Regions from separate parts of the Homo sapiens genome. Here region 2 is linked to region 1. Evidence: chromatin contacts called from ENCODE Hi-C or POLR2A ChIA-PET data. All regions are on one chromosome and are shown on one strand. The core of a region is the stretch at or near the end of the contact, and the rest is flanking DNA. Distances in the headings are between cores, read along the strand shown.

Evidence for each region. Hi-C counts contacts between places; a loop is a spot of excess contacts on that map. ChIA-PET counts read pairs that join two places held with the same protein, here RNA polymerase II (POLR2A). Pooled maps may share reads with other maps.
Region 2: a map of dorsolateral prefrontal cortex shows a loop between it and region 1 (12-fold over the local background). The contact joins two enhancer-like sites. A Hi-C loop is called at or near these places in 24 of 168 maps with a recorded cell type or tissue (DLD1, IMR-90, PC-3 and 10 more), 1 of 37 single-sample maps with no recorded cell type and 11 of 50 pooled maps. POLR2A ChIA-PET finds 5 or more read pairs at or near these places in 10 of 52 experiments (AG04449, AG04450, BJ and 7 more).

The regions. Positions count from the first base shown.
Region 1 is chr1:203,556,659-203,560,218 of GRCh38, reverse strand. No RefSeq gene overlaps it. Among named protein-coding and RNA genes, the nearest start is that of OPTC, 64 kb to the right of the region's middle. RefSeq lists enhancers at 2,555-3,132, 3,146-3,560. Within about 2 kb of position 1,683, at least 18 of the 41 ENCODE cell types and tissues checked have a DNase peak (open chromatin) inside an H3K27ac peak, as active enhancers do; they include dorsolateral prefrontal cortex and heart right ventricle, where a contact is called at or near this core.
Region 2 is chr1:203,596,118-203,599,677 of GRCh38, reverse strand. No RefSeq gene overlaps it. Among named protein-coding and RNA genes, the nearest start is that of ATP2B4, 29 kb to the left of the region's middle. Within about 2 kb of position 1,922, at least 5 of the 41 ENCODE cell types and tissues checked have a DNase peak (open chromatin) inside an H3K27ac peak, as active enhancers do; they include dorsolateral prefrontal cortex and heart right ventricle, where a contact is called at or near this core.

The DNA.
Region 1 (3,560 bases), core at 434-2,933:
GGGGATTAAGAATTAAGATTTTTCTTTAAAATCTTTGCCATCTGGCCATCTGGCCATCTGCTTTTCCTGGCTTCTCCTCATCCTGAATGATGATGCTCATAAATCCAGAACTTTCTTTTTTTTTTTTTTTTTTTTGAGACAGAATTTCACTTTTGTTGCCCAGGCTAAAGTGGAGTGGTGCGGTCTGGGCTCACTGCAACCTCCACCTCCTAGGTTCAAGCGATTCTCATGCCTCAGCCTCCCAAGTAGCTGGGACTACAGGTGCCTGCCACCACACCTGGCTAATTTTTGTATTTTTAGTAGAGATGGGCCATCGTGTTGGCCAGGCTAGTCTCGAACTCCTGACCTCAGGCAATCCACCCACCTCGGCCTCCCAAAATGCTGGGATTACAGGCATGAGCCACCAAGCCCGGCCCAGAACTTTCTAAATGACCTCAGCATCTGACTCACAGCCTCTTCCACATCATGCATCCCCTGCCTTCAGTCTTGATAATTCAATATCTGTGTATGGCTGTTTCTTTTCTAGTCCCCTGAGTTAACAGTCCTTGACCTCCGCCTGCTTTCTGTGCATGTGCTGCTGCCAGCTCTGCCTTCCAGCCTCATTGCTCAGGATTCCTTTTTCTACCCTATGCTATCAAACTAGAAGGTCCTCTTCCCCTACGCTATTGTACTTGCTGAATGGACACCATCCCCAGGAGCCAAACTCCTTCATCAAACTCATTACTGATTCACCCAACCATGTGTGATTTTTTTCTTTCCTGAAAATTGCAGGGGATCTTAACAGTCCTTCTCTCATGGAGTTTGTCACAGTCTGCCTTCTGGATAAATGTGTCCTTGTCTCGTCTTTCCTACTTTGATATAAGTTTTCATGGAGAGGAGACTCTGCCGTACTCACTTTTTGTCACACTCTGTCATAACGGCAACTAGCACAGAACAGTGGACATATGTTATTTTGTCTTCACAGCATCCCATCTTTTAAGGAACCCTCCTTCTTCTACTTCTATATGACCCACGGGGGGCTGTGAGTCATGGTGCCCCACCTCCACCTCCACAGAGCAGCACAGAAGATGCAGCCCCTGGCCTCAGAGATGGCTGCAGGGATGGGCATGCTACCTCCATACACAGAGAAAGAGCTCTTTTCCTGAGACCAGAGGCTGAAAGGATGATGTAAGGTGGGGTTGCTTGGGGCCATCTCTCTGGGCTACACGGAAGAAGGCATCTAACATAGGAGAGAATGAGACCCACCTCAAAAGAGGCAGAGATGGAAAGAACAATGGCTGATATGTTGGGGTGCGGATTTTGTATCAGACCCTGCTCCAAGCACACTGTGTGGACGATCTAATTTACTCCTCACAAAAATCCTAAGAGGTAATATTATTATATCAATTTTAGAGACAAGGAAACAGGGGCACTGAGAAGTTAAGCAGCTCATCTGAAATCATCCAGCTAGTTAGGTGGTGGAGTCCGGATTGGAACCCAGGCTGTGGGACTCCAAAACAGTCATGCTATGCTCTGCGTGCTATGCTGCCTTATGGATGAGCCAAGATGAACATAAATGGGAGTGAGATGGATTTACTCATTTATGAGCAAGTGCAAGAGAGAACTGACAGCATCTTTTGAGCTCCTGGATCTAGCTGTGCCTGGAGCCAGCTGACTCATGTGCTTTTTAGTTAAATAAGCCAATGCATTCCTTGATTTGCTTAAAATAGTGTATTCGTCACTTGCAACCTCCTGGCTTCATTGTGTAACAATGTGACTTAGTGATAAGGCACTACTTGTGGGTTTGCCTCCTGGCACTGCCGCTTACTTACCACCCAAACTTGGACAAATGACTCGACCTCTCAGGCCCCTGGAGGGTAATGACTTGGCCTCTCAGGGATGAGGGGATGGTGACTAGAGATGAGATTACATGTAAATGCACTTAACACTCTGTGAACACAATTTAAGTACTCAATCATCATTAGATTCTCCTTTCCCTATGTGGAGTAACTGTTCAATAAGCATTTGTTGAATTGAATTAAATCCTCCAGAGGCTGCAGGATGTTGCCTGAGCTTGCAAGCAGCTGGAGCTAGGGAGTCTCCAATCAGGGGAGCATCTCAGCTGAGGGGTTGCCCAACAGCTCTATCTGGCCATTGGAAGGTTAAAAAAAAAAAGATTTTACTCTTCTCCTGTCTCCTGAACAGCTTCATCCTCTCTGACTTCCAGATCTCTCCAACAGAGAACACAATGTCAGTCTGCTGGATTCCTTCATGCCCCTCTTTCCTCCTCCTTACGGTTGCCCTCTAGAGTCACCTACTAACTCGGTCCTATTGATTCCCTTTCCAATTTTTCTCAATCCTGCTCTCTCCTCCTCTGCCCTCCCAATGGTACCATTGCTCAGACCATCATCACCTTCTGGATGTTTGCAGCAGCTTCCTTTCTGACCTCTCTCCAGCCTTCCAGCCCACCGTGCAGCCCAAAACACCCATGTTAAAGGTGACCGAAGCACTCTTCACCCGAAAGCTGCCTTGGCCTGCAGGATGGTGAGCCAACCCTTGGCAGACACACAAGGCCCTCCTCTGCCCCACCGGCCTCTGCCTGAATTTCCAGGACAGTCTCCTGCTTTGCTTTTCCATGCCTCCGTGCTGTCACCACCCCGCCAACTCTTACTCATCTGCCAAGACTGTGCTCCATTTGCTTCTTTTTTTCTCCTGGAAACACTCATGGAATTCCCACCCCCACTCCCCAGGCCAAGCACTCCTCCTCTGTACATAATTCTGTCTTACTATTTTATACTGATAGGATCACTTTACGCACCTGTTTTGAGGACTCTGAGGCCATGTTCAGACTCATGTCTGAAACCCTTGCACCCCATACAGTGCCTGGCACCCACAAGGCCCTCACCTGCAGGCATCATGAAAGCTCCATGTGGGACTAGAAAGGGGAAAGGAGAAAATACACTTCTTGCAGACTAAACTCATGATTCTCTTGTATTCCTGCACCCTGCCTGATTTCCCTTATCCCTAGACTGGGGCCAATGCTTCTCTTAATGGCAAACACAATAGCCTTAGGGTTTAATTGTTGGGGAGATAGGGGGCATTTTCTTGCCTTGTCAAATGGGGAGGTATCCCACTTCCCCACTTTACAAGGTGAGAAATCCACTAGTGGAGGAAATGGAAAAGAGAATTTTCTCCAGGGTCCTGAGTGATTATAGGTGTTCACGTAATTCTCCATACAGTTTTACATGCATCATACATAAACAGGTAATCTTTGGCTGCCTTAAAATAGCCCCATCTCAGTTTTTAAAAGAATACGATTATTTCATTACATCTAAATATAGACAAAGAGTCTGTGCTGCTGCATAACTTAGGCAAATACATGCAAATCTCTTGCAGACCTGATCCCGTCACTGAGTTTCTAATTCTCAGGCCTCTGGTGCCCCTCCTCTCTCGTGCCGCTGCCCTTGAACAACAGGATCTGGTTGATCCGCTGGGCTAGTGACTCTGCTCAGCCTACCGCTCAGGGCTACTGTGGGGGTCCGATGAGGGACAGGGCAGTGAGAGGGCTGTGCACATGGACG
Region 2 (3,560 bases), core at 673-3,172, 39 kb before region 1:
GCCCAGGCTGGAGTGCAGTGGCATGATCTCAGCTCACTGCAACCTCCGCCTCCTGGGTTCAAGCAAGTCTCCTGCCTCAGCCTCCAAAGTAGCTGGGATTACAGGCGCCCGCCACCACGCCCGGCTGATTTTTGTGTTTTTAGTGGAGATGGGTTTTGCCATGTTGGCCAGGCTGGTCTTGAACTCTTGGCCTCAAGAGATCTGCCTGCCTTGGCCTCCCAAAGTCCTGGGATTACAGGCGTGAGCCACCATGGCTGGCCCACAGCAACTACTTTCGAGGCATAGCTCTGGCCCTTTTGAGATATGAGGCGAAGCTCTGATCAGCCCCACTGACTGTGTGGGGTGGGAGGGTCTAGGGGAAGGAGAAAGGGCTGGGTGTGCTTTGCTGTGTAAGTCAGCAGTACTTAGTAGCTGCTCAGTAAACATTTGTGGGTGGTGATGTGGGCAGGTGTGTTGAGAGCCTGGAGAGCAAGAAACTGAACTCACCTCTTCCTTATCCCATTCCCCCTTTCTCCTAGGCTCTGGGAGGGAGAAGTGGACAAGGAAAGAGAGAAAAAGGAAGACCCAGTGAGAGAACAGGAGATAAATGAGTCTTGTCACCCTTCTGCCAGGCTCCACAAGAGCGGAACAGCTCCTGTGCCCTATGGGAAGATCAGCCATTATTTATGAGCTTGTCTGGAGGGGGCTATGCTGGAATATCTAGCTTTGCTCCCTCTCCCCTCAGCTGGGGAGGGGGTGTTGGGAGGAGCTTGTGTTGTCTGAAGGCTTGTGCCTTCTTAAAGGCACAGAGGCCCTTGTGGGAGCCTGGGGCGTCCAGCCACCCTGAAGCCTGCGCAGCTTCCCAAGTAAAGGAAAGAGAGGAAACTCAGACCTACTGCAGAGCCAACTCCATGATGGGGAAAGATCCTGAGACACTGGCTTGAAGGCAGGAAGGAACTTGGGGTTTCTGTGTACCTGAAGTCCTCAGAGACTGTCTCAGAGCTTCAGAACCCCTCCTGGTGCTGGCCCCACACAGCCAGCAGGGGACATACCAAGAATTAAAGGCTGGGAATATGGGGAATGGGTGGAGGCCTGAGAGAAAGGAGAATGGAAATAAAAAATGTCTATATCCCAGGTTTGGGTTCCTATGGCTGGTCCAGCCTCATTTATGGTTGGAGAGGCAATAGCTGAGGGTCCAAGACCCAAAACAAGGAGCCCAGGCAGAAAAGGGGGAGAAGGAGGGGCTGAGAGAGGTTTAGAAGGGAGCAGCAGTTAGAAGAGTTGGATGGGAAAGGAAGGGAGAAGCTAGAATAAAGCGATGGCTAAACAGTGGACATTGAAGACAGAGGAGGGGGTTCCAGGGATAAAAAGCAAGGCCAAGCAAAGCTAAAGGTGAGGTTGGAGAGCAAGAGGGACAAGATGGTGACAGAGACAGGAAGTGGGGGCCACAGAGCTCCTACAAGGCAGGAAAAGAGAGACGAAGGGAGCAACGGGCCAACAAAATCTCACAGGCTGGTGAGAAGAGGGGAACGGAGAAGGAACTCAGGCCTGGAATCTGGCAGGGGAGGGAAGAGTGGAGGTGAGAGGGCCAGAGAGGGAGGGCATTCATGCCAGCAAAGGAGAGACTGCTGCTTTTTTTCTTCTTTTTCGTTTCAACCGCTATCAATAATACATTCCCAAGGAGCCGCCTTTGACAGCAATTAAAAAAGCATTTATGCTCCCAAAGAGAAATTGAAATGATTTCCTCCCACTTCTCTACGCTCTCTGGGCAACGGTCCCTAGCGATGATCTCCCTGCTGGTGTGCAGTCCAAACCGGGGACACACGAAGGAGGGGGATGGAGAGGGGCCAGGGAAGATTCTCCACCCACCTCCCCAGAGGGAGAATATCTGAATGTTTTATACCAGCTCTGTGTGTGGGGGTGGCTGTGGGGACATGGGTGGATGCAGAAGCTGGGGATTTCAAATATGGCATGAAAACACTTTACTGATGATCCCATCTCAGTGCGGATGAAAGGGAGGCTGGCCGCCTCTTCAGCCTGCTGGCTGGAGGTGACCCTTGTGTCTTTGCTAAAGCACCAAGAATCTAGGAGGCTGAGCTGTGAGGGACACTTTCCAGAGCTGCTTTCAATTCAGCAGACCTTTACCAAGCAACTGCTGTGTGCCAGGACCTGCGATAGGTGGTGAGGGTGTTCCCGAAATGAGTGAGACAGGCTGTCTGTTTTCCAGAAGCTTATTATCTGGTGGGTAAGGGATGCACGCACAAAGAACTAGATTGCCAGGCAGATGGCATAAGGAGCCATTAGGAGTGCAATAAAGCAATAGAGGAGGGGGAAGGAAGGAAAGAGGGACAGGCCAGTGGGAGACCTCCTCCCCAGGATTGGGGAACAAGGAAAATGATCATTTCTCTATCGTTTAGTAACCCTCTAAGCCAGGCTTCATGCTGGGCACTTTATATATATATATTACCCCTTTGACTTGAACCCTGGCAGCTACTTTCCAAGAAGGCAAGCACTTTCACAGACTAGGAACCAAGGCATAGAGAGGCTACCTTGCTTGAGATCGCACAGCTGGGAAGTGACAGACAGGATAAAAGGCACCAGTCTATTCTTCCCCCATTTGATTCTGCCTCACTTTGGGAGTGTTTAATTCCAGAGCCTATTTACTCAGCAGTTTCATGTCTAGAAATTTATCCTACAGATGGCCTTGCACATGTGCAAAATGACACTATACACAAAGTTTCTCACTGTCACATTCTTTTTAATAGCAAAAGATTGGAAACAACCTAAACATCCATCATAGAAGCCTGGTTAAATGGATTTGTCAACAATGGAATACTCTGCAGTCATCAAGAGAAATGAAAGACACTTTATGTCTGGATATGGGATAATCCCCAGAACTCATTGTTTAGTACAAAATTCAAGCACAGAGTGATGTGTATAATATCTTGTCATCTGTGTAGAAAGAGTGAGGGAAGGAATATTTATGCAGAATTACTTGTTTTGCATAATGTATATATGGAAGGACATTCAGGAGATAGTAACATCAGTTGCTTTATTTTTTTATTTTTTTTTGAGACGGAGTTTCGCTCTTGTTGCCCAGGCTGGAGTGCAATGGCACGAACTGGGCTCACCGCAACCTCCGCCTCCCGGGTTCAAGCGATTATCCTGCCTCAGCCTCCCGAGTAGCTGGAATTACAGGCATGTACAACCATGCCCAGCTAATTATTTTTTTGTATTTTTAGTAGAGACGGGGTTTCTCCATGTTGGTCAGGCTGATCTCGAACTCCCGACCTCAGATGATCCACCCACCTTGGCCTCCCAAAGTGCTAGGATTATAGGCGTGAGCCACCGTGCCCGGCAACATCAGTTGCTTCTGGGAAGGGTGAGTATATGCTTGGGAATCAAGACTGGAAGGAAGGCCGGGCGCAGTGGCTCATGTCTATAATCCCAGCACTTTGGGAGGCCAAGGTGGGCAGATCACCTGACGTCAGGAGTTCGAGACCAGCCTGGCCAACATGGTGAAACCCCGTCTCTACTAAAAATAGAAAAATTAGCCGGGCATGGTGGCACACGCCTGTAAT